Linked DNA regions of Mus musculus: region 2 is linked to region 1. A link is a loop called in an ENCODE intact Hi-C map of the cell type or tissue named here. Cell type or tissue: left cerebral cortex. All regions are shown on one strand. Links, peaks and the distances in the headings refer to the core of each region. The heading gives the core; the rest is flanking DNA.

Region 1 (10,279 bases), core at 1-8,000:
AAACCTGAAAATGGCTCCCCATTTGGACCCCCAGCTCCCTCTGCAGAGCCTTCCCCATCCCCAGCTGTGGGGCCCAGGGCCAACAGGGGCAGAAAAGAGGCAAGGAGATTGCTAGGGGGTGCAGAAGGAGGCGGGAGGAGGTCGGAAGGGGGTGGTGAAAGCAGAGAAGCCACCAAGAGTGAAGGCCCTTCGGGCTCGCCTGGGGCTGAGGGAGGGCCAGGCCCCCCTGGCGGGGGCAACAGGGGCTCAGGAGGAGGCTGTCCTCCCCCCGCCAGCACACCAAATAAACTGTGGCTAAGGAATGGAGAAGGGGGAGGCTGCCCCAGACTCAGAGGGAGAGGCAAGGCCCCTAGCATCCCCGGGAAGCCAGCTCCACTGAGAGCCAGGCCCTGCTCAGGGCTGGGGAAAGGGAAAGCCTCCCCACCAGCCAAGGGAGGCAGAGGGCAGGCTGGGCCTGCCCCCATCCCCAGCCCATCAGACGGGCTTTGAAGCACAGGACTGGGGACTACGGGGGCTTTGGAGGCAGCTGGTGGGGCAGGGGCACCTGTAAAAGAAAACAAACTCAGCTCCTGGAAAGCCCTCTTCCTGGCACCCACAGAACCCAACCTCTCCAACACAAACCCCCAACCCACCAGAGTGCTCTCCAAACTACCCCCTCCCCGCCCCCTGTGCCCTGGATGGCTGTAAGGCTGAGCTTAGAAATCCCTTGTCACTCATACCTGGCACACTGCTGAGGCTGCCACTGGTGGTCCCAGGCAGAGAGGGCTGAATGGGGTGCCTGGGCTGGGGAGGGCTCCCTGAGGAGAGGGCTGGGGGAGGAGGAAGGTGTGCATCTGACCCCAAAAGGTTAAAGCTTCCATCCGAGTGGGAAGGGCCAGGGGTGGGGAGTCCCAGTAGGGACAGCACAGAGGGGAGAATAGGCTGGGATGGCTCTGGGAGAGGAAAGGGCTGAGGGACAGGAGCAGGGGCCCGAGGACGAGTCCGTCTAGGGGTCTGAGGGCCTCCCCCTTCTAGCAACCGCAAGACAGTTGGGGGCCGGCGAGGCCGCCGCTGAGAGGGACGGGGTGATGCATGGGCAGCTGAGGGTGCCTGGGCACGGGGCCTTCGGCCCTGTAAAGTGCTGGGAGGGGGCAGCTGGGCCTTGGCTGCTGCAGAGAGCAGACTGCTAGCAAGGAATGGGGGTGCCCCAGGCCCCTCCACTGCGGGGGCCCCTCCCAAGGATCCCAGGACCAAGGGCAGGTGCATAGTGGCTGAAGACACTGGTGGCTGAGTGGCAGGACCAGGGGGGCCAGGGGGACCAGGGGGGTTATTGCTTGGGGGCAGGGGAGGAGATGTTAAGGCATCGCTACAGTGGAAGAGAGGAGAGTCTGAGGGTGGTGAAGAGGAGGCGTGAGGGGCTGGAGGAGAGCCCAGGTCAGAGGGCACCAGGTTGGATCGGAGGGAAGCCCCCCAGTTGTAGGAGGGGGCATTGAGGCTGATAGCAGGTGGGGGAGGTGGGGCTGGAGAGGGAGCATTGCCTCTTGGGAGGAAACAAGGGCTGCTGCTGCCTGCAGAGGGAACTGGATCAGGAAGCCGGGGTGGTGGGAAGAGCCCTGCAGGGCCTGTCAGAGGGGGGAAGGCCTGGGGAACGGAAGGTGGGTCTTGGGGAATGGAGCCAGGACCCCCGTTAAGTGGAGTTGTAGGAGGAGCTCGACAAGGAGGGCGGACAGAGGGGGGCCCTGGGGACACAGTGTGGAACATCTGGGGGCTTGCTCCCTCTCCTGCAATAAATGAGAAGTCAAGGGTCAGCTTGTGGGTCCATCCCTGCCTCGAATGCTGTCTTCTCCAGTCCCAGTGCCCACAAGTCACAACCATGTCCTTTCTCACCAAGCTGCCCCCACTGACTCCACCCTGGGCCTGCCTTCTCAGATCACCTCCCCCACATCCACCTTCCAGGCCCCAGGTTTCCCCCATTTTTCTCTAAAGTGGCAGGAAAACTCACCAGGAGAAGAGTGTGAGCAGGTGGTCTCCATGCTGCGGTACAGAGTTGCCATGGCAACAGCTTTCCGCCTGTGGTTGCACAGCTTGGTCATGTCCTCCTCTGATGCAGGCCCCACCCCAGCCCCACCCGGGGTCACCGGGGCCAGAGGGTCAAAGTTGAAAACCTGTAAGGTAGGAAGCATGGACAGGGACAGTGAGGGGGTGGGATCTCAGGGAGGCACGGTGGTTTGTAATTGGCTTATGCATTGAGTCTCTGGCACCCCCACAGCTCTGACCTTGGGTACATTAAGTGGACACTCCAGACCGCACTTGCAGGTCCCATCGCTGAGGAGGTAGCTACGGGTTTGCTCCAAGGAAGACAGCTCTGTGCCACTTGGGCTGGGAAAGAACAGGGTCACAAGTATGGGGTTAATCTCAGCCTATCTGGAGACACTTCCTAAAGGACAGTTAAATGCTTTCCTGGGAAGGGCAAGGCGGAAAGGACATGGGAAGACACAAAGAGTGAATGGATCCAGAGACGCAGAGATACAGAGAGCAACAAGGTGCCAGGAACCACAGCTCTGAGAGGAGGGGTGAGGGGACGAAAACTCTGAAAAGCCATACCTGATATAGTACACAGCACCTTCTCGCACACAGCGTTGCCACCCGATGGGGATGGGGACAGGCGTGGCGGCAGGGCCCCCAGCTCTGTCTGCTGCACTGCTCGCATTGTCTCCATTCATTGTGTGTGATGAGCTCCCCTGTGCCTGACAACACAGACATCCATGTGGGCACGAGGACGCTTACACCGGGCTGGGTACCTGAGGGAGAGTTCTGTCATACCACCATGGCTACCTGAACATCTCTGCAAACATTGTGGGATCCAGTCTAAAGCCGGGGCCACCAGCTTAGCCCACACCTGCAATACAAGGAAAGAGAAGGGCCTCTCAGTCTACCAACTCAAGAAACACCACAGCCCAGAGCACTCAAGGAAAGGACCATAAATAACATGACGTAGCGCCTGTAAGGACCTCAGGATCTGCTGGCCATGTCCACAACGGTCCCCTCCAAGCCCAGTCCCTAGAGACCAGAGGAGTTCAGCACCTCAACTCCCAAGGACCACAAAACCATTCCCTAATTTCTTGACATATGAAGGCCTAGTTCCCTTTGTCTAGGCACAGAAGACTTCAGCTAGGAGTGTGGGCAAATTCCCATAATGCCAGGCCACTAGGAAGTTTCCCAGTGTCTGGCCACTGCTGTGCCCTCCCCCAGGAAGATCATATAAAAAGTACAGATTGCCCCACAGGTCACCAAGCAATTGCCCAACTGCCTGGCAGGGTAGTGCCAGCTGAAATCCCCCCATGCCCACTCCATCCAACAATCTCGGATCTAATTCATTTGGACCTCCAAAGAGGCTGGAGCCAGAGCTCTGTCTTCCTCCAGGATCCTGAGAACTCCTGGTCCTCTCAAGCCGACGAAAAGGGGATTCATAATCCCCCACTGGCTTCCAATTAACAACAAGAAGCATTCCCTGACATGTAGGGACGGCCCTTAGACCTGCAAGTACCCCTCACCAACCTCACCATCGCTCCCGCCGCACACTGACGGCTTCCAAACTTTCCCTCTCATAACAAGGCGCCCTGTCACCCAGACTGCTTCCTTCAGCTCGGGGAGGAGGGGAAGGCAGGCGCACGAAGTAGGAAGGAACTTGGGGAGAGGGCGGGTGGAGGGTGGGCGAAGCACTGAAGGGAGCGAGGTCAGGAAGGCAGAAGTCAGGCACTTTGGGAGGAGAAATGGCGGGGGCAGGTGAGGGTGCGGGGCTGTGGATGGGGCCAGGGAAAGGGGCCGAAAGGACGCGGAGGGGGCAGAGGGTAGGGACAGAAGGGGAGGAGAGAGAAGGGAGGGGGAGGGGCGGGGGGGCCGGGCCCCGCACTCACCGCGGCCCATGGTTCGGCTGGCCCCGCCCTGCGCAGTCGCGGCCCAGAGGGTGAGTGGGAGGGGGTGGGAGGTGGGTCGGTGGAGCCCGAGCCTCCGGTACGGCCCCGGCCGGTCTTAGCAGGAAGCGCCGCCGCCGCCGCCGCCGCGGATCACCGAGCGGCCTCCCGCGCATGCGCCATAGGGGCCAGGGGCAGCCCTGGGGATTCCGTTCCCAGAAGGCACCGCGCAGGCTGCTACCGCCGCCGCCGTCGCTGCCGCCGCCACCGCCGCAGCCGCCGCCGCCGCCGCCGCCGCTGCCCGGACGGGAGAGGGGCGGGGCCGGGCCCCCGCCCAGCGGACAGCAGCGAGCCAACAGGAGGGGACGCAGTGCGCATGCGGGAGCGCGCCTACCCCTCCCCCACAACCCCCCATTAATCCCCAAGAGAACAAACACCCCACGCGGCCCCCCCCCACCCGCCCTCCGCGGAAGGATCTGGGCCTCTTCCCAGGCCACTGGTGGCCAATCCCAGTCCTCCCTCGGGAGGGGCCCCTTCCGAAGCCACAATCTGTTGGGGGAGTCAGGAATGTCAGGTCCGGGAGGGGCCAGCCCTAAAAGATGAAAGTCGCGACTTGCCCTGCCCCGCCCCAAAGGCTTCCCGGGTAGTGTGCAGAGACTTGACCCGCCTCTCCAGGTCAACATGTCACAACACGACCTCAGCCTGTCAAGTCACATGACCTCTGCCTGTCACTGACAACCTGGTCTGTCTTTAGGCCAGGAGAGACCATCTGGTCCAACCCACCCCCCACCTCTACTAACAGAAGGGGAAATGAAGGTCTGGAGCGAAGGAGCAGTCTGGCCAAGGACCTGTCACCGTCGCACCATCCAATAGCAACCGGTCTTGGTTCAGTTTCTACTTAAACTCTGGCTTGCCCCTCTTGAGTCTACGACAGACTATGTAATAGGCCACCACATGGCCTCTGTTTTCATGGCACAAAAAAAAAAAAATACGTTTTGCAAGATGTTTTTACTTTTACTCAAGTTTTCTCCACAGAGCTGCTTTTTACCTTTATCGTTGTTTAATTTACAAATGAGTAAGGTAGAATCCTTGGACAAATTAAACTAGAATCTGTGTTTCCTCTGATGACCCAGTCCAGGGCAATCATGCGTTCAAGTGCATGCACGTCCCAGGCTCTACTGTAGGTCGTGAACTCAGACAGCTAGAGGCAGGAGGCCAGCTCCTCAGCAGGGAGTCACAGGACTCGCTATCTCGGAGAAGGAAGAGGGTGGATACTGGGCTTAGTGAAGGGCGTAAGAGCATCACACAAAGCAGGGGTGGGATGAGGAGGAGGCAGCAATCTACACTCTGTAAAGAACTTCAATCCTAGCACGTAATGGACGATTCAGAAACAAGCGTTAAAGGTGCCTCTCTGAGAGAAGCGGGTGGACTATCAAGGAACTCAGTCTTTGGGACGCATTAGAAGGCTAAAAGAGGAGGAGAGCTCTTAAAAGATTCGAGGAGATGTCAATCCAGGTGAACAAATTGGAAACTTTAAAGAGGTTCCAGAGCCCCGGTGCCCATTAGCTGGGAGGGGCCAGGGAAAATGGGAGCCTTTCATGGAGGAGTAAGTTAAAGGTGATGGGAGGTGGGCAGACAAGTTCAGGAAGGACAGCCGTTGGGGCCGTTGGACACTGGGAGCTGGCGCTCCGCCCTCTTTCCTCTCTCCCCCATAGCCCCCCTCCCGCACCTCCCACCACCATCGACGTCCCCTGCGCGTGCGCGCGCGGACACCGGTTGCCAAACATTGCATCATCCCCGCCCCCCCATCCCCTCCCTCGCCGCGCTCTCCTCCGCGCGCGCGCATGACTCACTCACCTCCTCCGCGAAGCCGCGTGACCCAAAGCCACTTCCGGGTCCGAGACAACGTAGACTCTCAAGCCAGAGGGCGCGATGGGGGTGGGGCCGTGAGACTCCTGAGTGGCGGATGTAAGGGATGAGGCGGAGCCAGTGCCAGCGTGCCGCTTTCTGATTGGTAGGCTCCTGGACCCTGCCCCCCCCCCAGGAGGGGCCGGACAGCATAAAGGATACTCGCTCTCCGCTCTTGAGGTCAGTTATCTTGAGCCTAACACGTCGATTATATCATGTTGAAGATGAGCGGGTGGCAGCGACAGAGCCAGAATAACAGCCGGAACCTGAGGAGAGAGGCGAGTACTGGCTCCGTCTAACCCTTACCTTCCCATCCTGGCCAGCATAGCTATTTTATAAAGTTGGAGACAACTGTTCTGGAGGATGTAGCCCCACCCCTTCCACTGTAAGCTTGTAGACTGGGAAGGGTGAAGGCCGGGAATCCCTGATTCAGGAATGGTGCTTACAGGCCCTCTCTTGCATTGGGCGATTGCATTCCCGTTCCCTTGTCTCGAGTTGGTCCCCACTCTGCAGAGGGACTCCGGTTGCCTTCGGGAACTTGTCTCTGTAGTGCGAACTGCGGGCCAGCTTAGGCCTGGGCAGTTCGCAGGAAAGGCGGGGCAGCAGGACACACCCCCAAAGTCGGGGACTCTGGCTGTCTCAGCCTTTTCTTCACCAGCCTCATTCCCCCCAACTCTTTCAAGCTGAAGCGCCTCAGTCAAGGGGCCAACATGGCCACGTTAGTAGCTGACTCTCAAGTTCAAGAGAACGCGAAGACTGACAGATCTTTGCGAGTGGGGGTGCTGGTGGGAGGAGCATAGATGGGTTTTTCCCTTTTCCCCAGAGGTTTCTAGGTTTCCATACAAGAGAGCAGCCTGGATCTCTTTAACTATGGGAAATTATTTGGGATCTCTCCAGGGTCTTCTGCTTCTCCCAGGGCTGATTGATCTCTGCTTCTTTCCTCAGTCCCGTCTCCTAACTAAACTGTGTAACCATTGCGTCAGGCCAGCCCACTGTTTGTCTCTGCACCCTCAGGCCTGGGGCTCCTCTGCTGATGAAAGCCAGGTCCCACACACTGGAAGACCAAGGGAGTTTTCCCTAGAGGACAACCCTGCAGAGAAACACTCAGGGCAATATTGCATCTGCAGTCCCCAGAGACAGCCAGCTCCGCTCTGCCTTTAGGCTCAGTGGGCTTAATTCTCTATAAGGGAACTTGGGGGAGGGGCTTTTTCCCCATTCATTCCTAACAAATGCCTAATAAGCACCCACTATGTACCAAGTATCTGGGGACCCAGGGTATATTAGGAGCAAAAGATAAAACTGTTCTCAATAAAACTTACATTTCAGTATAAAGCAAAAGGGAAAAAAAAAACAAAAGCAGGGCAGAATAGTTCAGGGCGGTGACTAGAGGTTGTCATCAGAAGCCAAGCCTGTGAGCCAAGCCCCGGTGTTAGAGCTTTATAGAAGGGAGAGGCTGAGCAACAGAGTTAAGATAAGCATGCCATGCCGGTATCTTTAGGAACAGGACTAGAGTAAGCAGGAGAGGGTGATGAAAGGAAACTCAAGCAGCCGGTCTCATAGAGCCTTGCAAGCACCCTCATGATGCTAATCTTTAACAATCATGAAACAGGAAGCCATTGGGGGATCTGAGCAGAGGAATGATCATAGCACATGCATTTAATTCCAGCACTCAGAGAGGCAGATCTCTGAGCTCCAGGCCAGCCAGGGCTACATTATGAGACCCTGACTCAAAATAAATACAAAAACAAAGGGTTAGGTATGTAGCTCAATAGTACACTGCTTGCCTGGTATGTAGAGGACCCTAGGTCAACCCACAGCCGTGAAAATAAAGTAAAAGACAAGAATAGAAACAGGAGGTCTCAGCTGAACATAGTGGCACAGCCTTTAATCCCAGCACTTGAAAGGCAGGCAGATCTAAATTCAAAGCCAGAGAGTCTACAAAGCAAGTTCCAGGACAGCAAAAGCTACATAGTGAGACCCTGTCTAAAAGAGAAAGAAAGGAAAGGAAAGGAAGAAAGAAAGGAGAGATTTCAAAGAGGCTTCCAAAATAATCCAGGGAAAGAAATGTATGGTAAATTTATATCTGGAGCCAGGCAGTGGTGGTGCACGCCTTTAATCCCAGCATTTGGGAGACAGAGACAGGCGGATTTCTGAATTCGAGGCCAGCCTTGTCCACAGTGAGTTCCAGGACAGCCAAGGCTACACAGAGAAACCCTGTCAAGAAAAACCAAAAAAATAAATAAATGAAAAATAAAAAATTGCATCTGGAAATAATGTAGTAATGAGAAATACTTAGGTTTGGGGTACTTTTAAAGTTGTCAGTGCTTTAGGCTGAGCTGTGGTATCTGAGAAAGGGGCATCAAGGATACCAAAGTTTTTGGCTTTCAGCACCTAGAGTTGCCATTTAGTAAGAACTATACAGCCTTGGTAGGAAAGGCCTTTCATGTAAGCTGAACGCCTGCTCAACACTGCCAAGGAGCTGGAGATCCCAGAGCAGGTCTGCACTGAGGCTGCCAGTGGGGGGATGGAATCTGAGCAAGCACTGCTGAGTTTACTCTTCCTTCCCTCTAGTTCTGTCTCCCTTTGGCGGACTTGAGGTCTATCTGGGATTTAGAGAAAACTTAGTTGGCCAGGACTTTGCTATTATGTAATCAAGACGGCAAATGTCAGCAACTAAAAATAAAGTTAAGCCTGCCTCTGTCCTTGGAGTTGGCTTCAGGGACACACACGCTGCAAGACACACGCCTGTGTGTGTGTGTGTATTACAAGAGAAGAAATGGCTTCAGGGACACACCCGCTGCAAGACACACACACCTCTGTATGTGTGTGTGTGTATTACAAGAGAAGAACTGGAGCCTGGTCTGCAGAGTTGTTGAGTTCCAGAATTCCAGGATGCCCAGGGATGCACAAAGAAACCATCTCACAACCCATTTTAGAAAGGATCTAGAAAAGGGCTAGGAGGAGTTAGAAAGGATCTAGAGAGGGGCTAGGAGGAGTTAGAAAGGATCTAGAGAGGGGCTAGGAGGAGTTAGAAAGGATCTAGAGAAGGGCTAGGAGGAGGCTGGAGGTAAAGGACTGTTTTTTCCTTTTCTCCACAGTGTTCCAGAAGGAAGTGCATCTTCATACACCACCACACCTGAAAGCAGGTAATCTTGGCCACCCTCTCAGTCAGCTGCGAATGCTGCTCATGTTGCTTTGCTGGGGGAGAGTTAGACAAGGCCTTCATCTGAACAAGCTTTTGCTGTCAGACCATGTCTTTCTCTGACCCCATAATGTTGTTTGAGAGCTGGCTTTCGAAGTCAGCCTCAACAATGGCAATTGGTTTGTCTTCCCAACTCTCAGTCCACACCAAGATTAGACCCAAAGGACCTTTTGCCCAAGCTTCCCACACGAGAGAAAAAAAGAGTACAAATGGCCTGGTAATTGCCCCTGGAAATTACCAGTAGTGTTCCCAAGAGAGTTGAATACTTTTACTGTAATCCTGTAAGAATATATATGTATAGCCAAGCCCAGTGACTGTTCCTCTCTCAGAACTTGAGAGGATCCTGAAGTTATCTGTAGTAAATCCTTCTCAATAAAGGGTATGTTCTATCAGGTGTAGTGGTGCATACCTTTAGTCCCAGCACTTGGGAGGCAGAGGAAGGTAAATGTCTGAGTCAAAGCCAGCCTATTTTGCAGAGTGAGTTCCAGGGAAGCCAGAACTATATATACAGAGAAACCCTTTCTTGAAAATACACCCCCCACCCTCCAAGTTTTGTTTCCAGGAGCTAGAGAGATGACTCAGTGGTTAAGAGCACGTGCTCTTCTTGTAGAGGATCTAGTCTAACTCCCAGTACCCAAATGGCAGTTCAAAACCATCTATGACTCTAGTTCCCAGGGAATCCATTCCCTCTTGTGGCCTCCATGTCTACCAGGAACACACACACAGCACACATTCAGGCACTCACTTATATATGCATAGATAATAAAATAAATATATCTTTGGGAAAAAAAAAAAGATATTTAAGGTTAGGTAGCCAGCCTGGATTAAGCTTGGTAGTGACCAGCATATAAATGAAAACAAAACAAAAAGTTGGAAAGCTGTGTGGGGGTGGTGCATACTTTTAATCCCAGCCTTCAGGAGGCTGAGGCAGGTTGATCTCTGAGGCCAGTGTGAGTTCTAGGACAGGCAGGGCTACACAGAGAGACCCTGTCTTGAACAAACACCAAAAAGAATGGCAATGAGAGCCCGGAGAAAGCCTATCAGTTCCACACCCATGCTGCCTGTGTGCCGTACCTGAGTCAGGTTTCCAGCAGCCACAGAAGGTGGCTCACATGGCCTGGACCTCCAGCTCCAGGAGAGCCAATGAATGCTGCTGGCCCCCAGACACTGAATTACATCCGTTTCAGGGTCCTGGCCATGGTGTGCATGTGATCATCTGGACAACTTTTGAGAGTTGGATCTGGCAGGGTCAAAGTCAAGGCTGCTAGGCTTGAGA
Region 2 (16,306 bases), core at 4,217-12,216, 76 kb before region 1:
TGTACGCGCCCTCTCCAACCCCCAGGGTTGGGTTCTTGCTTGCTTGCTTTCTCTGTTTCTTTGTCTTCTGTTTATAGCAGTGAGCACAGAACTCAGGGCCTCGTACATGCTAAGTATGAGTTCTATGTCCAACCCTTCATTTATCTGCATTTTTTTTTTTTTTGGTGGTGGTGTTTTTTTCGAGACAGGGTTTCTCTGTGTAGCCTTGGCTATCCTAGAACTCACTCTGTAGACCAGGCTGGCCTTGAACTAAGAAATCCACCTGCCTCTGCCTCCCAAGTGCTGGGATTAAAGGCGTGCGCCACCACGCCCGGCCAGCCTGAATAGCATTTTCAGTTCCCCGAAAACCATCTTCAGGATAAGACCCAAATTTCTATTCAACGGACTTATAGGCCCTTTCACTATCTGATTCTAGCTTAATTTTCCTAATACCACACATGCTAGCTACATTAGGATTTTTGCAATTTCGTAATATCAAACACCTGCATGGTACTGTGCTTTAACAAAGACCATTTCCCTTGTCCACCGTGTCCAATGATTAACCTCTACTTCTAACCACTCAAAATCCACTTCTGGGGTTGGTACAAGTGCTTGTCTCTAAGCCTGAAGTCTGCTCAGCCGCTGGGGCCAGATGATGAAAGGATAAAATCAGTCCCTGGAGCTATCCAACTGCCATCAGCAGGCAGCGGCATATGCGCTCATAAACAAACAAATTTTATATCTGTTTATCAAGACAGGGTTTCTTTGTGTAGTCCTGGCTGCCCTCAAACTCCCTCTGTAGATCTGTCTGCCTCTGCCTCTGCCTCCACAGTACTGGGATTAAAGGTGTGTACCACCACACCCAGCTTAAAAATAAAAATTTTAATTAAAAAATATTAGGGACTAAAGCCATGGCTCAGCAGTTAAGAACACCCGCTGCTCTTGCAGAGTCAAGGGTTCATTCCCAGTACGTATACAGCAGCTCACAACTGTCCGTAACTACAGTTCCAGGGGATCCAATGCCTCTTCAGGCCTGAGGGCACCAGGCACACACATGGTGTACCGACACGCATGCAGACAAAACACCCATAAACATAAAATAAAAAGGTTTTAAATAAAATGAATTCCTGAGTGCCCATGAGGTGGCTCAGTGGGGATAAGCATTTGCTACCTACCAGGCATGCAAGCCTGAGTCTGACCCCTGGAACCACATGTGGGGAAGGATGACCAACTCCAGAAAATTGTCCTCTGACCTCCGTGCTCATGCACACAAACAAACAGCGGTTTTAGACGATGCGTGCCCAGTGGGAAGAGACACACCCAGTTTCTGTTAAGTCAAACAGAAGCAAGCAGTGAGGCCCTCCTGCTGCTGCTGTACTTCCTAAGTGTGTAAAGAGAAGATAAGCAGTGCTTCTGAGGGAGAGACAGCCTATAGCAAGGAGCAGGGAAGCTGTGGGCTCTGCCAGCCTTGCGCACACAGTGGGACAGCTGGGCTGGAGAGGCCTGACCTGGTGGTAGTTGGAGAGGTTGCTGTGCATATCCGCAATATCTTCGCTCGACACTTCCTTGATGACCAGAGTGCGGTCATAGGAGATAAGGAAACGGCCATCACTGCCTTCAGTTTCGCTTGGGGGGCTTCGAGTAAGGGACACCTAGAGACAAAGAACAGGCTAGAAGCACCTCTTTCCATCCTATAGAAAGATACAGGGAGAACAGCCAAACAACCCCTTCTCAAAGAGCATGAAACTCGGCAGCAGACTGCTGAGAAGGCTCAGTGGGAGAGGTGTCTGCCCCCATGCCTGATGACTGGAACTAAATCCCTTGGACACATGTGAAAGAAAAAAACGTCTTCCAGAAAGGTTTCCTGACTCCCACATGTGCACATCACTAAGCCACTCAAACGCACAATAAGTAAATAAAATACAATAAACCCCGGGGAGAGAGATTCTGTGACGGTTCCTAATTCAGTTGCACACGCGGCTGAGCACAGCTGAATGTCAACTCTAAACGTGTGCACAGCCTGACCCAGCAGAGCAGCTTGACCAGCCCCACGTTTCCAAAGATGCTCTGGGCCACACTTGTCACAGACACACACACACACACACACACACACACACACACACACACACACAAACAGGCACAAAGAAACACAGACACACAGGCACACACACACACATACACAAACAGGCACAAAGAAACACAGACACTCAGGCACACACACACACACAGGCACAGACAGACACACAGACACAGGCACGCACACACAGACACATACACACAGACATACACAGAGATAACAGGCACATACAGACACACAGACATAGACACAGGCACACAGACATGTACACACACGACAGTATTACCCAAAACTCTCAATTCTCTAATCATAATGGCCAACAGACTCTCTAGTCGCCAGAGAGGACCCTCCCCCCGCAACAGACTCTCACCAAGTAATCGTGATCATCGATGGCAAACCGATCTCTCAGGTTCCTGAAGACCTGGGGACAATACTCCTTGAACTTGAAATGACTGGGAAGATTTTCTCTGAAATACAGGTTTTTCGGGGTAAGAAGTCAGTATCGCTTTACACTCATGCGAAGCTTGCTGGTTCATAAAGTACCTTTACACTATTGCCTGGTTCAATTCTCACAAAACCCTGTGAAGTACTTATTGCATTTATTCGGGTGGAGTGTGCTCAAATGTATGCATGTGTTACGGTATTATGTGTGGTGCATGCACGTGAGTGAGTGGTGCACACACCTGTGTGCTCAAATGCAGAGGCCACAGAAAGATGTCCAGTGTCTTCCTCTATTGCCCCTACCTTATGCTTTGAGACTGAACCCAAAGCCCACCATTTCTAATAAGCTCGCTGTCCAGCAAGTTCCCAGCTCACTTCCCTCTGCCTGTCCGACGCTGGGATTACGGGAACATGTAGCCATGCCCAGCTTCTTTATGTTTACTGGGGACTAAGGTCTCAATGCTTGCTGTACAAGTGCTCTTCGCTACTGAGACATTTCCCCAGCCCCAACTTCATTTGTTTTTGTTGCTTTAGTTTGTGAGGCCCGGTCTTACAGCCCAGGGTTAGCCCTGAAATGTTAGGCTGGCCCTGAATGCTGATACTCCAGCCTCAGCCTTTCACCACTGCCACATCTTAGGGAGGGCAAGTGTCTCCGAGTGACCGAGTGACCTGCCTACGTCACTCTGCTGGCCAACGGTGTGAATAAAGTGGGACTCACTGTACACCCAAACAGTAGTATTCCTTAAGCCCCAAATCCAGTAGAAATATCCTAAAATGGCTGGGCAGTAGTAGTTCACACCTTTAATCCCAACACTGGGAGGCAGAGGTAGGTGGATCTCTGTGAATTCAAGGCCAGCCTCGTCTACAGAGTGAGTTCCAGGACAGCCAGTGCTATATAGAAAAAACCCTGTCTCAAAAAAACCAACCAACCAAATAAATAAAATTGGTGGTATTTACTGATATTTTGAATGGCATCATCTTGTATTAGAAGGCCTCTAGAGGTCACAATTTTTTGGTTACGGAATCCCTACCAAAAGCTAATGACAAAGCTTCTGCATGCATTATTACTGGATGGAATAGACTAGAAGAAAGGGAGTAGGTGCATATACAAGAATGCAGGTAACTTTGGAAATATTTAAATTTAAAATTTTAATTAATTAATTGGTTATTTTTGAGACAGGGTCTCCCTATGTAGTCTATGTAGGCCAGTAGCTCAATATGCACACCAGGCTGCCTGGAACTCAGAGATCTATCCACCCGCCTCTGCCTCCCAAGTGCTGGGATTTTACAGGTGTGCATCACCACACCCAGGTATCTACTCATGTGTGTGTGTGCGTGGTGTGTGGCATGTGTGTGTGTGTGTGTGTGTGTGTGTGTGTGTGTGTGGTGTGTGGCGTGTGGCGTGTGTGGTGTGTGGCATGTGTGTGTGTGTGTGTGGGGGGTGGCGTGTGGTGTGTGTGTGCGTGCGTTCACATGTGTGTGTGGAGGTCAGAAGACAACTTGCAGAACCTGTTCTCCTCATCCCACCATATATCCTAGAGACTGAACTCAGGTTGTCAAACATGGAAGCAACGGCTCTGACCTGCTGAGCCATCCCACCATATATCCTAGAGACTGAACTCAGGTTGTCAAACATGGAAGCAACGGCTCTGACCTGCTGAGCCATCCCACCATATATCCTAGAGACTAAACTCAGGTTGTCAAACATGGAAGCAACGGCTCTGACCTGCTGAGCCATCTTGCTGGCCCTTAGATGGTTTTTGTGTTAGTTTTTGTTTTTTCACAAAACTGAATTTTTGCATTTGATTTCTAAGTCTAAAACCCTTTGACTCACTTAAAAACAGACTATTTACTATTCTCCTTGTTTTTTGAGAAAGGGTCTCACTGTGTAGCCCTGACTGGACCCACGAGCTCTGCTTGCCTCTTTGTCCTGAGTGCGGAGATTAAAGGCTCCACCACTCCAGGCCTTGTTTTTCTCTCCCTTTGAACACAAGTTTGTGTGAGTGTGAATAGGTGTGTGCACCACAAAGCTCATCTGGAGGTCAGAGGTCATTTCTTTCCACCACGTGGGTGCTGGGTATTGAACCCTTCTCCTTAGGCTTGGAGGCAATCTCCTCACCCACTGAGCCACCTAACTGGCCCTCTGCTGTTCTAGATTTCCATGAGAAGGGTGAGGACCACTCACCTATGGAAAAAGTGATTGTTGACCTTGATCTTGGAGCTGGCTTTAAAGTCATCTGGCAGCAACATCACTGGGGGCGGTACCTGGCTGAGCTCATTGATCTGGTGAAGCACAAGGAAGGAGGCCATGAGAAGCTCGGTCTGGGTGAGAATCAAGAAAGAGCATCCCAAAGCCCCCCTAACAAGACCGCTGACATCTGCAGGAAGTAAGAGAAGGGCCCTACCCCATCTGCTGCCCAAGAACTGCAGTCAGCCACCCTCACACGGCTCCTCACACTCCCACCCCCATGGAACTTCATGCTCACAACAGCCACTTTATATTTGGCAAGCCTTGCAAGCAACTCAGGACTATTTTTAAAGCTGTGAGAAATTCTAGAAAAAAAAAAAAAAAGAAAGAAAGAAAGGAAGAAAGGAAGGAAGGAAGAAAAGGAAAGGACAGAACCCCAAGACAGCTACATGCTTTGTTAGGGGAAAGAAAATGTATTTTTAAGGTGTAGAGAGTTAGTGGGACTCTGAGGGGCTGACAACAATGCAGAATGCAATGCCCCTACACTCTGGGTAGCGCCATACAGAAAGGACACTTCCAGATCACTCTGACCCAGTTCTCAGCAGTAGGTGCCACCTGCCTAGGCGAAGGTGGAGGGAGAAGGGCTGATCTCTGAGAAGATGAACACGTTAGGCGTCTGCTCCCCGGGTGCAGTTCAGTCGACAGCAGGAAGGATGCAGGTGGGATGCAGGAGGCATAAGCTCCCTGCGTCTCCAAACCTTGCAGCCCACTCACTCAGGGGAGACTCTTATCCGTCCTTTCTCATCTGTGTTACTACAACCCCTGTCCCCCGCTCGCGCCTCTAACAGTACATCTGCACAAAACTTTAATCCCCAGCTTATATTAAGTCCCTCTCCCTAGCTTTGGGCTCTGCAAGGGCAAGGCCCCGTCTAATCGGCACCTTGCAGGTTCAGCTAGTCTAGTGCCTGGCACACAGTGGTCCTGAACCGCTTATTAAGTGAATAGACAATGCCTGTCCTCATTTTCTCACTTGACAAAGGTTGCAGTCTAACCTAAATCCCACATGCCACAGTGCACGCAACTGCTCTTGTCCTCGGTAGGAAAGAGGACAGAACATATTCCTTCAGAAAGAAAAGAAAAAGAAAAAGCTACTTGAGAGTCCCAGCCTAAAATTCAGCTTTTCCTGCCTGCTCCTTACCACCTGCTAAGCACGCTGAATCATCGCTAAGACATATGTTCAAGGAGTTTCTCTGTTCTAAATCTTGAGGTTCATGTGTGCTGGCTGGAAAGCGAGGTGTTGATGGTATTTTGCCTAAAGAGCGTGAGGTAGGTCTTACGGGAAAACCCTCCCCTGTATGTACATGTTCCACGGGGATGGGTAAGTCACCTGGAAGGTACTAGGGCAGCCTTATCTCCACTAGTCTTACCCACAGCAAATGCCTTAAATGGAATCCTCGCTAAAGATAATACCCCTGAGAGCAGCCAAGGCAGAAGGGAGCTAACTGACCGCCAGCGATGTTCCAATCAGAACATAACAATGTGGCCTCTTCCTCGCCCCCTCACACCTCCACAACACATCATGTCTACAACCCAAAGAAGTGGTAATCAAAATAGTCCCTGTCAAGCTCAAGATAACTGCATGCTTCCTACTCCCGACCTAAGTAAGGAGAAAACCAGCCATGCCTCACTAGCCTTGGTTCCTCCACGATATCCTCAGGACAGGAGGTGCACTGGGCCCATCGGTCTCAGTTGCACTGTTCCGAGCCCCTTCTGGCACCTAAAGTCCACCAATAACGTCCTTGCCACCACGGCTCCTCAACCTTTCCCTGGTTACAGGTGACTCCATTTATAGCAAACACCATCACTCCAGCCAACAATGGGGACACAGCTAAGCCCAAAGACATATATTAGCATTTCGACCTCAGAGAGGGCATCCCTAGGGTAGAGTGGGGTAACTTCTCTGAAACGCTGAATCTCTGGAAAGGGCATGCAGGGTTAGAAGGTCCAAAAAGCCTAGAGGCATTCCCAGAAAAAGCCAAGGTTCGAAAGTCAAGGGCTGGGGCTCAAAAGCAAGGTGGAGAGGAAATCAAACTACTTCTCTGGCCAGGCAGTAGTACCCAGACACGCTTCACGCACTGTCGCACCCAGACCTCACCAATAACCCTTCAGAGCCACTCCCCTTAATGTCCCTCTGGCTGCAGCCGGATCCTGGCCAGTCCCTGTAGCCTGGGGCTGGACCTGACAGGAAGGAGTCAAGGAACAGAGCTGGATATCAGGTGAAGATGGAACTCTAGGGGAGGAGTAAAGGGGAAGGGGACAGACAAGAGTCTCCACCAGAAGCCACCCCGGGGGACACCGGGGAATGGTGCGCTGGGAACCAGGCCGGGCGGGGGAGAGGCGGCAGCGCGAGGACCCGGATGATCCTCGGGCCAAGGGGCAGGAGCCGGGGTCCCGCCGGTTCTTACCGAGTGAGCGACGCCCCACAGGAACACGCCCACCAGCGGGTCCGCGGCCCGGAACACCTTCACTTTCTGCTGTACGAAATGCTTCTTCTTGGTTTTGGAGGCGAAGCCGAATCCCGGGCCGGGGCCTCCAGCTGCCGCGGGTGCGGTGGCGGGAGGGACGGAGGAGGACGCCATAGTCTCCCGCGCACCCGAGCGAGTGGAAGCGGGAGCTAGCCGCGACTCCGAAGCCCGACCCGGAAGCGGTGCTCACCTGCGCAGCCGTCATGTGACCGGAGGCCCGCCCTCAGGCGCGCGAGCGGGGCGGGGCGGGGCCGGCGGGGATGGCTCCACCCCCTCGGCTGCCGGGCGGTCACCTGGCTCGGGTTGCACTCACAAGGATGCGGGGTTGGCGCTGTGCAGGGCGGCGCTTCTGTCGCTTCCGGTTCTGTCCAGTTTCTAGTGGATGAGCTCTGTCCGTAGGCGAACGTTCTGTTTGAGACCGGTCTCCTTGCTTAGTCCAGGCTGGCTTCAAACTTGCTATCCCCTGCCTCATTCTCGGTATAAAGTTTGGGTATTACGGAAGTGAGGATTGGTCCTCCATGAAGTTGGGGTTGCAGACTCCATGAAGTTGGGGTTGCAGACATGACAAATTTAAATATATACATTTAATTGTTCTATGTATATAGGTGTTTGGCTGGCACGATGTAAGTTCAGTGCCCCGGAGGCCAGAGGAGGGCGTCGGATCCTCCGAACTGAAGTTGTGGGAGCTGGGTGTCAAGTATGGTCCTCTGGAAGAGCTAATGCTCTTTTTTTTTTTTTTTTAAAGATTTATTTATTTATTTACTATATGTAAGTACACTGTAGCTGTCTTCAGACACTCCAGAAGAGGGCATCAGATTTCGTTACAGATGGTTGTGAGCCACCATGCGGTTGCTGGGATTTGAACTCAGGACCTTTGGAAGAGCAGTCGGCGCTCTTAACCACTGAGCCCTCCCTCCCTCCCTTCCTCCTCCTCCTCCTCCTCCTCCTCCTCCTCCTCCTCCTCCTCCTCCTCCTCCTTCTTCTTCTTCTTCTTCTTCTCTCTCTCTCTCTCTCTCTCTCTCTCTCTCTCTTTGTTTTTTGGGTGTTTGTTTGTTTGTTTGTTTGTTTTGTTTTGAGACAGGGTTTCTCTGTATAGCCCTGGCTGTCCTGGAACTCACTTTGTAGACCAGGCTGGCCTCGAACTCAGAAATCTGCCTGCCTTTGCCTGTCAAGTGCTGGGATTAAAGGCATGTGCCACCACTGCCCGGCTAAGTCATGTCTTCATCTTCTGGAAATATGAAATTTTAGGTCATGGCCCCAAGTTGATTTTTTTTTTTAATTCGTTCATTAATTCATCTAGTCAACAGGTATTTACTGAGAACATAATTGGAAGCCACTACCATTTTGGGGCTGATTCTCCTCTGGTTGAAGCAAAGGAAAAATTCTACCCTAGAGGAATTAAAAGTCTAAAGACGCAGACTAGCCAAGGAGAAGGCTGCAGTATTAAGAGATAAGGACATGCCGGGCAGTGGTGGTGCATGCCTTTAGTCCAGCACTCTAGGAGGCAGAGGGAAGCAGATCTCTAAGTTCCAGACCAATCTGGTCTACAGAGCAAGTTCCAGGACAGCCGGGGTTACACAAAGAAACCTTGTCTGGGAAAACCAAAATAAATAAATGAAAAGGTAAATTCAGAGCAAGATGTTGAAAGGCTTCCTAGGGAAAGAGCAGTATACAAAGATGAAGACCAAAAGGAAGACAGAAGACATAAAGACATAAGGCTAGAGACGGGACATGGGCACAGGAGACCCTCTTTGCTTTACACTGCTAGAATGTTTATTCTGACATTCCGGTGGATGACGAACATTGCCAAAATCCGTATACTGATGGTGAGCTAACCCAGTGAAGATGAAATGGCATCTACAGGCACAAGGTTTGAGGCCGGAAGTGTCCCTCAGTGCTACAGTGTTTGGCTAGCATGTGCAAGACCTGGGCTCATTCCCAGGTTCCACAATAAATAAAGAAGCACATGACTAAATAAAAACAGCTCAAGGTCAATTTGGAAAATTCACTGAGGGTGTGAGATTCAAAGGACAGGAGGAAGTCCCAGGCCGTGGCTACACCGAGAGGCTGTGGTGACTGGAAAAGGGCCCAGTGTTTAGCAGAGCCATCTGGACTGGGGATACAGGTTTAAGGATTGCCGTGGACTCTGTGGTCATGAGTGACTTTTCTCAGAACAAGCAAAGGACACTGGGACAGAGTATCATAAAAGAGGCCGGTGCAGCGCTGTTGAGATGCGTCTGTGTAAAGCCACGCCTGATGACCTAAGGCCTACCCCCAGAACCTATATGAGGGAAGGAGAGAAACAACTCCCACCCGTTGTCTTCTGACCTCCACATACACGGGCCTACCCACACATACACAATAAATAAATGTAACGTTTTTATTAGTTAAAATAGAGCTAGAGAGACGGCTCAACAGCTAGAGCACTAACTGCTCTTCAGACGACCTGGGTTCAGTTCCTTACATCCACACCGTGGCCAGGGATCCTGTCTCATCCTGCACAGTTTGGTCCTGGAAACCTGACTTGGGGTGGGGATAAAGAAGGGACAGATAAGCCGGGGCACGCCTTTAATCCCAGCACTCCGGAGGCAGAGGCAGGTGGATCTCTGAATTCGAGGCCAGCCTGGTCTACAAAGTGAGTTCCAGGACAGCCAGGGCTATACAGAGAAACCCTGTCTCAAAAAACCAAAAAAAAAAAAAAAAAAAAGAAGAAGGAACAGATAGACACAGAAGAAACCATAGACACACAGAGACAAAAGGTGGTGTGTGGAGAGCTTTGGGTGCCGCCTTCTAGGAATTTGGCAGGAATTTGACATTGGGCTAGGACAAGAAAGTAGGCTCTGGCAGCAGATGAATGTGCTGTTTATATCTTGATGGGTCTTGTTAAGACTCTGAATACAGTGGTCATGGGATCTGTGTTTATGCTTCATTCCTTAACTACTTTGTTTATGCCTTAGAGCTGACCTTATTCTTTGCATGTACTTAGAATGGTCTAAAAGCGGGCTGGAGAAAAATAGATACGCTTTAGCCTCTGCACTGGCTGGAGTCATGTTATAATGTTGTCTACTTGTCTTTTTCTTTTCAGTCCTCCCTCCCTTCCTCCCTCCCTCCCTCCCTCAAGACCCAGTTGACTGACTGAGCTGGCTTGGTCAGTGGAGTTAGGTGCACTGAGCAACTCAGAAACATTGTATGCAGCAGAAAGAGCAAAGGTTATAGCTAGTCCCAGGACAGGAAGCTGTAGCTTGCTTCTGAGTCAGCTGTAAAAAAAATGTAAGTTCAACTGTGCACGTGGTGGTAGTGCAAACCTTCAAATGCCAACACACAGAGGCAGAGTTGGGTGGATCTTTGAGTTCAAGTCCAGCCTGGTCTACATAGAGAGTTCTAGACCAGCCAGAGATACATAGTAAGACCCTGTCTCAAAAAACAAATATGTCCAGAGAAAAGAGAGCCATCATTTGGCTGTAAGGGGAAGGGAAGGGTGTGTCTTGCTGTGTGACTTTTCTGGCGAGATATAAAGAACAAACAGAAGGAGCTGGACTGAGGAGTTACCTATAGGAGTGTAAATGACTCCAAGCAGGCTGTGTCACCAAAGGCCCGTCCCCAGGCGAAGCCACATCTCCTCTCCTGCCCACTTTGCAGCAGCTCAGCAGAAGACTCTCCCGTAGTTCTTATAAAAGGCTTATAGAACCATTTGAGCAGCTGGAGACATCAGAACTATCTGTGATCCCTGAATCTTATACGTTTTATGAACTTCCGGTCTTAGGAGTCCCCCCTCCTCCCTCCCTTCAAAATTTATTTATTTTATGTATATGAGTACACTGTAGCTGTACAGATTGTACATTTGTGAGCCTTCATGTGGTTGTTGGGAGTTGAATTTTTTTAGGACCTCTGCTTGCTCTGGCCCAAAGATTTATTTATTATTATAAGTACATTGTAGCTGTCTTCAGATGCACCAGAAGAGGGTGTCAGATCTCATTACAGGTGGTTGTGAGGCACCAGGTGGTTACTGGGACTTGAATTCAGGACCTTCGGAAGAGCAGCCAATGCTGTTACCCGCTGAGCCATCTCACCAGCCCACCCCTCCTCCCTTCAGAGGAAATAGTTACCAACTCCCCATCCTTCCTGACTATCTTCCCTCTCTTCTGTGATGTTGCTCGAGCCTTGGAAGGGGTGATACAGATGTGTGGATTTCCACCCCCCCACCCCATTTACCACTGAGCATCAGACCACATCAACAGTCTCAAAGCTTGGTCTATTATGACTCTCTTCAGTGGCCACTAGGGGAAAGGGAAGTTTCCCTCTGAGAAGGCTGAAAGCTTCCACCGCAGATCTTTGCCTAGCTTACAGCACCAAAGCTTAATTCACTCCCTTAGGAAAGCACTTAGTTACACAACTGTTGCTCCAGTGGGCAAATCTTCCCTGGCATGTTGGTAACACAGGACACAGCATCCATAACTGAGCAGAACTGTTGGTAAGAATTATACCCCAGAGAATGCGTAGTGCCTTTTGGCACTGTGAAAGCCAGCTGCCAGGGAAGGCACTTCCCGATCAGTCCCAACTGGGCTTCCCTGTGCCCTATAGAGAGAGAATTCAGGGTCTCCAATAGTAGGTAGGATCTTCTCATCTATTTCTGGCATTTACTTTTGGCCTCAATTTATAGGAAGATATCTTATTGTTATCACTGGGATATTATTCAATAACCTTATTGGTTCTGGGAACATCCTTTTCTACCCACGCTGGCTTGTTTCATGTCAATTTGACACAAGGTAGAATCATCTGAGAGGAGGGAGCCTCAATTAAGAAAATGCCTCCATAATGCCAGGCTGTAGGCAAGCCTGTAAGGCATTTTCTTAATTGATGATGGATGGGTGAGGACCCAGCCCGTGGTGGGCGGTGCCATCCCTGAGCTAGGGGTCCTAGATTCTATAAGAGAGCGAGCTGAGCAAGCCACGACGAGGAAGCGGCACTTGTCCATGGCCTCTGCATCAGCTCCTGCCTCTAGACTTCTGCCTGGCTTGAGTTCTTGATTCGGGATATGTGAGCCACATGACCCTCTTTTCCCCAAGCTGCTTCTGGTCATGGCATTTTGTCACAGCAATGGCAGTAGCCTTAACAAAACACCACCCATGCATGATACTTTCCTTTAGGTTCCTTAGCTACGGCTTCAACTCTTCCAGGATGCCTTTCCAAACCTGCACTACGCTCATGCATGAGCGTTGCATAACGGACTCTTTCTACAGAGGGTAGGCAAGATCTCTGAAGGCCCAGCACCATCTGTTCTAAGGGAATGCCAGCTGGTCATAGGTGGTTAAGGAGATACTTCAAAAATGTTCACAAGGACCAGTATATCATGAGTGTATCTTCATCAAAATCTCAGTGCTGAGCCGGGCGTGGTGGCGCACGCCTTTAATCCCAGCACTCGGGAGGCAGAGGCAGGCGGATTTCTGGAGTTCGAGGCCAGCCTGGCCTACAGAGTGAGTTCCAGGACAGCCAGGGCTATACAGAGAAACCCTGTCTTGAAAAACAAAACAAAACAAAACAAAACAAAATGGCAGTGCTGGGTACAGCAATATGGATGAAAAACATTTCTCCTCACAATCAAGTCCTTTCCCATGAGCCATCTGACCTCATCCAGGAGGTCTGCTGCTGCATGCCTGCAACCAGAGCTGGCTCTCCAGCATGGTGGCCACAACCTCTCCTTGAGCCACATCTGGCTGTTGAAAGGGTCCCAGGCTTAGCCAACAGTGTCCAACACGCCTAGAATGCATCCTTTGGTAATCTGTTGCTCAATTTTATATCCTTAGAGACTCATAGTGCTGACTTTGGCTTCTGATCAGGTTTCTCTCCTAGGAATGGTAGATTTACACAAATCTAGCTACATTTCCCTAAGTGATAAAGGCAGAAGTGATGGTTTGAATATGGTTGACCCAAGGAGTGACACTATTTGGAGGTGTGGCCTTGGTGGAGTGGGTGTGGTCTTGGTGGAGGAAGTGTGTCACTCTGCCTATGGCCTTTAAGACCCTAGTCCTAGCTGCCTAAGAGCAGTCTTCTGTTTGTCTTTGGAACAAGTTCTTGAACTCTCAGCTCCTCCTGCACCATGTCTGCCTGGACAGTACCATGCTCCCATCTTGATGATAATGGACTGAACCTCTGACCTGTAAGCCAGCCCCAATGAAATGCTGTCCTCATAAGAGCTGCCTTGGCCATGGTGTCTATTCACAGCAATGAAACCCTAACTAAGACAGCAAACTTCTTTGTCTTCTTCCTCCCCTTACCCACCCTTGCCCTTCTTGAAATAGGTCTCACTAGATGGTCTGCAGTTCTCTATGTAGACCAGGCTGGCCTTGAACTCACAGAGATCCACTTGCTTGTTTCCCAAGTGCCGAGACGAAATGCTGCAACTCCTCTCCTCTCTTCTTTAAAAAATTTGCTTTAGCACTTTGTAAGCCCAGTTTACACATTAGTCCTGTTTGGTTTCAGACACTGGGACACAGGACTGAAGTGCCTTTTTCAGGCACTCGAGGTGGTTCCAGGTTCTCCCAGCATCCCTCAGTCCCTACCTGGCATACCCCACCTCCAACCCTGAACTCTCCAGCCCAGGGGCTGGGCTACCCTTCCTCCAGAGGCTCTTTCCTGTATAGTCCAGATAATTTGGGGCCTCCCCCCCACTCCCTCTTGCTCCTCCTTTTCTTTCCCTCCCCCTTCCTTCTCTCTGCATGTATGTTTTTCTCTTTCTCATCCCCCTCACCTCTGTCTCCTATAAAAAAAATTAAAATCCATTTTCCTCTTTCCCAGCCCCTCCTACCAGAATAACAATGCTGAGACTAATTATTTAATAATAAATGCCTTGGCCACAAGCTTCTGCTCAATCCCTGACTGGCTCGTAACTGATTCAACCCATTCAACGACTCGGTGTGTTCCACAAGGTTAGTTATGGTTAGTTACCTCGCCTTCAATTCTGCTTCTTCCTTCTCTCTCTTTCTCTTTGTTTCTGTCTCTCTCTCTCACACACACTCACACACTTACTCACACTCACCTCACTCACTCACACTCTCACTCACACACATTCTCTCTCACTCACACACACACACACACACTCACACACTCTCTCTCTCTCTCTCTCACTCACACACCATCTCCTTTTATTCTCTCACTATTTCCCAGAATCATCTCACTTCCTGCCAGTGCCCCACCTCCTATTTCCTGCCTCAGCTCATTGGCCATCAGCTTTTTTATTGACAGGCGATACTTATAAAAGATTCTCTTTGACTCAGCAGTTAAGAGCACTGGCTACTTTTCCAGAGGTCCTGAGTTCAATTCCCAGAAACCACATGGTGGCTCACAACCGTCTACATTGGGGTCTGATGTCCTCTTCTGGCACACAGGTGTACACACAGATAGGGCAGTCAAATACATAAAATAAATACATTAAAAAAAATTCTCATCACAGTCTCCCTTCCCATGACGGCATCCCTGGTTTCCTTCTTTGTGAACTTGCCGGCCTGAGAGCTGCTTCCCATTAAACCTGCCTTTATATATAGTTTAACCTGGCTTGAACTGGCTCATTTTAACCAGCAGAGAATAACGTATCAGTCTAAGCCATTCGCATTCACTGTCATGCTCCTGTCTCATGACACTCAGGATGCAGAGCAAGGCAGATCTCTGTGACTTCAAGACTTTTCTACAAAGTGAGGTTCAGGCAACCCAGGGCTACACAACGAGCCTGACTCTATCTCCAAAGTCAAAGTAAATGCCAGGGGCCGGCCCCAGGGTCGATAGAGTTTTCCCAAAAGATGAGGAGTGTGAGAGGAAGGAGTGAGTCAGGCACTGCTGTCAGGGAGACCTTGCACTTCTGACTGACCAGCAGTCAGGTTGCTTCCTTATTTATTCGGGTTTCACGGAGCAAAGGCCGATTAGTGATTATCTGAGAAGTACAGATTATATCAGTTTGTCTCCAGACAGGTTTTTGATTTTTCATCACATGTCCAGGGTTACAAGTTTAGTTGAAAGAACCTAGTGGGGAAACCCCCACTTAATTTCCGTTCGGCGTGCACCCAAGAATCACGAACAGACGACCATCTTGATGTAAAAGCATGAGGTAGTTTAATGACGGAGCTCCGGGCCAACACATATCTCCAGCAGGAGACAGAGGTGTCGACCACATGGTGGAGCCATAATGGCGGAGCTCCGGTTCGAAAGGTATCTCACACAGGAGACAGTGGTTTCGACCCTGAGGCTTGGAAGCTAGGGACTTTTATAGAAAAGGGGTGGGGCTGGGGGGAGGAATTGGCGAGGTTTCACATGATTGGTCCATTTAAACATCAACAGACTGTCAGAAGGGTGGGAGATAGGGAGGCACTAGGCCAGTCAGGACATGTAATGACGGGCCTGCCCAGTCATGTCCTGGCCTGTTCTGCTATGTTCTCAGCCCCAGGTTTCAAAGCTCACAAACAACTCTTTGGGCTACTTGACATAAATTACATGAATCACATGTCTCAAATTTTATTTCCTTTCATAGTCACAATTAGAAAGTGCAAATAGAACAAATTTTATTTTTATTATTAGCCCTATAATTCCAATTCAAAGACTCTAAAGAATGTTTCTGCCACAGCTGACCAAGCCAGCTCAGTCAACAGAGTCTCGAGGGAGGGAGTGAGGATTAAAAAAAAAAAAAAAAAAAAAGACAATTAGGCAACATTATGGTATGACCCCAGCAAGTTCTGAGGCAGAAGTGGGTTTATTTTTTTCCAGTCTGCTTTTATATCATTCTAGGTACATACAAAGAATATGGTCAGTCCTAAGGAATAAACAAAGTAGCCGAGGAACAAACAAAACATAAACAAAGGTCCTATGATTACTGTACTCAGGGTGGTTTTTGTTGTTGTTGTTTTTTCGAGACAGGGTTTCTCTGTGTAACCCTGGCTGTCCTGGAACTCACTTTGTAGGCCAGGCTGGCCTGGAACTCAGAAATCCGCCTGCCTCTGCCTCCCAAGTGCTGGGATTAAAGGCATGTGCCACCATGCCCGGCAGTACTCAGGGTGTTAACAAGACACAAAGAACACTCCTCAGCTGTATTTACCTTGAGCCTACTTCCTT

The links. Peaks named below come from ENCODE experiments on the same cell type or tissue, not always from the same donor. Only the 100,000 strongest peaks of a DNase experiment are listed, where the experiment ranks them.
Region 2: a loop joins it to region 1, with 4 times the contacts of the local background. A loop is called at or near these places in 1 of 42 quality-filtered maps.

Annotation. Positions count from the first base shown.
Region 1 is chr10:127,284,813-127,295,091 of GRCm38, forward strand. Mbd6 (methyl-CpG binding domain protein 6) reads right to left here and starts at 4,206. Exons shown (of 13, transcript NM_001347171.1): 1 at 3,897-4,206; 2 at 2,815-2,878; 3 at 2,584-2,726; 4 at 2,256-2,358; 5 at 1,982-2,144; 6 at 720-1,760; 7 at 1-544. The coding sequence starts at 2,702. Ddit3 (DNA-damage inducible transcript 3) reads left to right here and starts at 5,981. Exons shown (of 4, transcript NM_007837.4): 1 at 5,981-6,079; 2 at 8,900-8,947. In left cerebral cortex, for the core only: no CTCF peak of the experiment used is centred there; DNase peaks (open chromatin) are centred at 2,157, 3,652, 4,290, 5,201 and 2 more places; H3K4me3 peaks cover 5,381 bases; H3K27ac peaks cover 4,550 bases.
Region 2 is chr10:127,204,188-127,220,493 of GRCm38, forward strand. It overlaps Pip4k2c (phosphatidylinositol-5-phosphate 4-kinase, type II, gamma), which reads right to left and starts at 7,435. Exons shown (of 10, transcript NM_054097.3): 1 at 7,151-7,435; 2 at 4,683-4,780; 3 at 2,427-2,523; 4 at 1,488-1,631. The coding sequence starts at 7,324. In left cerebral cortex, for the core only: CTCF peaks have their summits at 7,993 (motif pointing right) and 11,487; DNase peaks (open chromatin) are centred at 4,951, 5,360, 5,964, 6,206 and 2 more places; H3K4me3 peaks cover 3,433 bases; H3K27ac peaks cover 3,984 bases.